2 separate regions of the Homo sapiens genome follow, and region 2 is linked to region 1. Evidence: chromatin loops called from intact Hi-C (ENCODE). Cell type or tissue: heart left ventricle. All regions are shown on one strand. Region 1 has its middle 150 kb from the start of LINC00710. Region 2 has its middle 80 kb from the start of LINC00710.

What was found. Hi-C counts contacts between places; a loop is a spot of excess contacts. Peaks named below come from ENCODE experiments on the same cell type or tissue, not always from the same donor. Only the 100,000 strongest peaks of a DNase experiment are listed, where the experiment ranks them.
Region 2: a loop joins it to region 1, with 2.5 times the contacts of the local background. A loop is called at or near these places in 20 of 110 quality-filtered maps.

The regions. Positions count from the first base shown.
Region 1 is chr10:10,796,834-10,799,333 of GRCh38, forward strand. It overlaps a transcript of CELF2 not described here. Among named protein-coding and RNA genes, the nearest start is that of LINC00710, 150 kb to the right of the region's middle. RefSeq lists enhancers at 1,042-1,736, 1,737-2,430. In heart left ventricle, a CTCF peak has its summit at 1,365; a DNase peak (open chromatin) is centred at 1,880; H3K4me3 peaks cover 2,500 bases; H3K27ac peaks cover 2,500 bases.
Region 2 is chr10:10,871,247-10,873,746 of GRCh38, forward strand. It overlaps a transcript of CELF2 not described here. Among named protein-coding and RNA genes, the nearest start is that of LINC00710, 80 kb to the right of the region's middle. In heart left ventricle, no CTCF peak of the experiment used is centred here; no DNase peak of the experiment used is centred here; H3K27ac peaks cover 2,252 bases.

The sequences.
Region 1 (2,500 bases):
GATTCACAGTGGGATAACACAGCCCAGGAAGAAGCTTGAAGTCCCAGAAAGGCAATGATTTTTGTACGAGGTATGAAATTCTCTTTTAATTTTAGTCTAGAGACAGTTGCACTTCTGAAGAAAGTCATTCACAGCCATTAGGGAAAGTATCCATGACTGCTAAAGAGAAAACAAATCTAAACAGAGGGTTAGCTGCATATGTTAAGATCCACGGGTCCATGGAGAACAGGCTGGTAAGAAAGGGATTTACAATGCTGGGATAGGCGTTTGGAGTGGCAAAAACTTCCTGACAGTAAAAGTAGCCTGCTTCCAAAACCTGTGGGAGCATCTTCCCCCCAGGAAAGAACAGAGATTCTCTTTCTTAGAAGGCTCTGCTTGAAGGGAAGAAGTTGGGACCCTTCCTCCGGGCTGATGCTTTCAAGTAACAAGGACATGACAAAGCACTGAATCACAATATGTTTTCTTTCAGTCTTCCCTCTTCCTTCTCAGGGAAGTCTCTGGCTGGTGCAGGTATGTTCTTAACACTCTTAACATTGCGTAAACTCTCTTTGCAACAAAGAGAAAAAAAAAAAAGACCTAAATCAGAGCCTTTAGCTGGTCTCAGTGTCTGGGCATAATAATAATTGTTTTATTTTAGTTATTCCCTGCATTTGCCTTCTACCAAAGACCAGTGAAGCTGATTTTCCATTTATGGGAATGACTTTAAAAATCCCTTTTAAAAATAAGCGTAAGAAAAAGAGGAATTTAATATAAAGAAAGACTATCAAGTAAAGCTCATGTTGCAGGCAGCTGCAGCAGAAATCTTGACGGGCTGGCCAGCCATGGTCCGGAAGCCACTGGACCAGATGATTTCAAGGTCGGCTACTTCCAGGATCCTGAGGGCAGGAGGAAGAGCTTCAGCTGCGGAGGTCTTAGTTCAAACCAGGACCCTCCAAGCATAGAAGCCTCTGCTTAAGAGGCAGTGCTTATGAAAATAAGAAATCAGTACAGTCCCGAAGAACCCATACGGGGCGAAGGGATAAGGAGACAAACTATGAACAAACAGTACAGGAAAACAATACTGCCTGGATATCTTAAAACATCTCTCATGCACAATTTCAAACGAGTATTGGAAGGATGTTTGGTTTTCAGTAAATGACAAGATACACAAGGTGGGGGGCGAGTAGGGGGTAGCCTATACCCTTTTCTCTTTATGTTTAAAGAGATTCTGCATTTCCTCCTTCATGTTATTTAAAAACACAAGAAAGCCAGCAAAGGGTGGGGGAGCAGTGTAGCAAAAAATCCCTGCCAGAAAACACACAGTAAAGTCTAGCTTGTTTGCAGTCCTGTTCCAAATTATTTTTAAAAAACAAATCCCAGCAGTAAAGTAGTTACAGCCTCTGAGGGTAGCTCTAAGCCCAGTGTCAGAGTCCCAGAGCCTAAGCCACGAAAAAAGGAGGAAAGAAACCTAACCAGTCTCCTGCCAGGAATAAGAAAAGCAAAATCTCCGAGGCAGGAGAAATACCCCCAAGGAGGGGAAGGCTGCAGCTTGCAGTAATCTGCGAATGATTGCTGGTAAAGTCCAGAGGCTTCAGGCTTGATCTGTGTTTGTTCCCAAAGAAAGCCAAGGAGGACGGTGTTAATAAAGAGAGATTTAAGTGAGAGCTGTGCTTGGAATAAAGTGGGCTACAAAAAGGTCAAATTTGATCAGTTGGAGCAGATTACCGGGGCTTTAAAAGGTGGTGTGGAGCTGGGAGCCGGGTGTGGGACGGAGGAGAGCGCAGGATTGATTTGCGGGGTGGAGAGAAGTCAGGAAAAGTGCGTGTCAGCCCGGGAAGGAGGGAGCCGCGGGGCGCCAGGGCCCGGCCTGGGTCCAGAATCCTCCGTCTGTTCCCCAGCACCCCATCCCCGCCTCCTCCTCTCCGGACTCGCCCTCAGCCGGCTCCTAGACAATGGTTTCCTTGGTCTCTGACTTGGATCCTCTGAAAAACTGGAAAGTTTTAAGGTAGGCCTGCTTTGCTTTCTCTTGCATCCTGGTTTGAGTTCATAGCCAAGGCCCTGCTCCCGCCCCACACCTGTGCAGAAGTGGTTGGGGTTGCTTGAAATGCACCTTGTGGGGTTCAGGGATGCGCAGATCTGCTAGTGGGAAGACTGTTCGGAGGCAGAGGTGTAAGGAGTGGCCTGTGAACGTGAGGTCCTCCAATTTCACCCCAGGGGGGAGGTCGGGAAGCCTTGGCAATGAGGGAGGACAGTCTTATTTAAATGACACCAGCTGACTCGCTGGAAGGAATCCTCATATTGAATTTTTGGGCTTCAGGGGGGCATTAAAGGTGTGAGGTGGAATGTGGTCAACTTTCTGGGACTTCAGATAGAAGAGCGAAATTTGGCCAGGTGCGGAGGCTCACATCTATAATCCCGCACTTTGGGACGCCAAGGTGGATGGATCCCTTTGAGGTCAGGAGTTCGAGACCAGCCTGGCCAACATGGCAAAACCACCCCTGTCTCTACTAAAAATACAGAA
Region 2 (2,500 bases), 74 kb after region 1:
TCCTCATTAGGAAAAGAAACTTCATTCCACAACAGAAAGGGAAATGATACTGATGTCACTGGCTGGCATTTTGCACATCTTTAAATTCACTAAAAATCTATGCGCCACATCTAATGTCATGGTTTCTACCTTGTTTATTTTCTTTAGAAGATTTCTTTTTTAAAGCCACCTGTGACTTGACGTCTGGAGTTGTTTTACATAACACAGTCTGAAAAGCACACCTCGTGGAAGCTACAACTTCTTTGCTTGTGTTAGAAACCTAGCGGGAATGGCTCAGGACTGCAATCCCAGCACTTTGGGAGGCTGAGGAGGGCAGATCACGAGGTCTAGAGACCTAGTGGGAAAAAGAATGGAAAAGAGGGAAGGAGGAAGAGGAGGAGGGAAGGAAGGAAGACAAGAAAGAAATCCCAATTCAGGCATTTCGAAAGACTTCTAGGAAGGACTTTTGGGATGGAACCAGGGGACGTAAAAGAACCTGAGACCACCAGCAGCACGAGGACCCAGGAGCGAGGAGAGAAATGGGCTTTCCAGGGACCACTGGGAGCTGAAGGAGAGAGGAAGTAGTGAAAAGAGGCAAACATTGCCAGAAATTTGATAATTCAGCCCAAACGAATACAATGCTGAAACATGCAAACGTATTCTCAGGTCCCTAAGTCTCCTATTATAGGAGCTATAATATTGAGTACATTGATTTTCACATATTATCTTCCGTTGCCTATTTGACAAAAATTTCTATTTTGCATTTCAAAGAAGCTTATATCTTAAAGATATTCTATCCTGTCCTTTAATTACTCATTTTAGAAAATGCTTGATATTTTCCATGTGAAATATTTCCTTTGGAAAGCTCCTGTCCTTCCCTTCCTCTCTCCCTCAACCTTCCCCATGTGGGTATTTGCAAACTATGTAGACTATGGTTGGAATCTTTTTGGCAAGTACTTAATCAGACTCCGGCTTTGTTTTCAAGTCTGGGTTGCTATGATTGTATCCCTAAGGAAGTTGGTTACGTTTTGGAAAGACTGTGTAACGCAGAGGCCAGAGCTGTCTTTTTGACCTGGGAGGTGATTTGAGGAAATGATCTCAACAAATTAACTTCTCACTTGTTTTTAAATGACTTTGAGATACAAAGGAAGAAAAAAAATCAGTCACTGCTGAAGTTCAAAGAAACGATGTTCTACTGAGTGCTTTATGGATTTTTTTAAGTACAATTTTCCAAATAATAGAAAAACATTCCGAATGATGATGTTGCCTGATTCACTGCACACAGCTGTCAGCTGATCCCAAACATTTATGCTTACCATTAAAAGCTTGGAGAAAACCAGATAAGGGTGACTTCTAGTCCATCTAGACAGATAACAATGCAAGGCTGTGCCGACTCTAATGTAAACATGTAAAATAAACCCACAGAAGCAAAACAACAACAACAACAACAAAAAACTGCAAAAATTTTAAAGGCTCTCCCATAGCCTGGTGGCTTTTATGGAAAAATTTTTTTTGCACCCATGGGGTGAGGAAAGAAGAGAATTTTGTCCTTCTGGTGAAACCTCTTGCCATAGACTTGAAACCTGTAAAATCATGTGGTTTATGGAGCAATGTTTTGTGCCTTGAATTCCATATGCAGAGTTTGGGGAAAGGACACATGTGGTGAGAGGTTCTGAGGTCTTGTCTCATGGGACGCTGGTTCCAGGACTTTCTTTCTGGGTGACCTTTCTTGGTGGTTAAAATAAAACATAAACTTTCACCATTCAAGTTTCTCCCTTGCTTGCCTCATGTCAGCTTTCCTCACTCACTCACATTTGGGTAAATGTACACACATCCTTTTATCGGCTTATGTACACACATATATTGTACCAAGCTGGCCAATGCAATATTTATGTTTGTACTTTGAGCTGCCTAAGATTTTGTCATGAAATCTAAGGCTGCTGTAGGGGAGAGAGTGCATAAAACTTTCATGACTAGTATAAAAAATACAAAATGTTATCATTAATATTTAATAAAATTTGCAGCAGTCAATGAGCAAAATCAATGTTTTTTAATTAAGTTATTCATTTGTAATACGAGCCGTACCTTGTTGTGCATTAGGGTGGAATTTAGGATGTTGAACTTAAAATAAATAAATAAACTTAATTTTAGCCCTCGGGGTAACAGTATTAGTGATAAAACTATTAATTGGTTGCCTTTGCTTTGATAAGCAAACAGGGTTTCTTTAGTGACAACATCTTTTATCCCAAAGAGCCTTCTGAGTCTCAAGCTGGATTCTGTCCAAGGTGTTTAGTAAGATGAATTGCAGTTCATATTGTTGATAACAGGCACATCAGTGCCCCAAGCGTATTGTTACCTCCTACCAAGGCTCTCCTATTCAAAATTGGGGCTGCATGAAGGGTGGAAGTTTATACAACTTGAATGGGTTTTTAACCAAGGTTGTAGAGTCATCCTATATTAATTAAATTAGCAATAAATCGAAGATCTGTTCATCTCTCCAACTTCTCTTTGCTCTGGAATT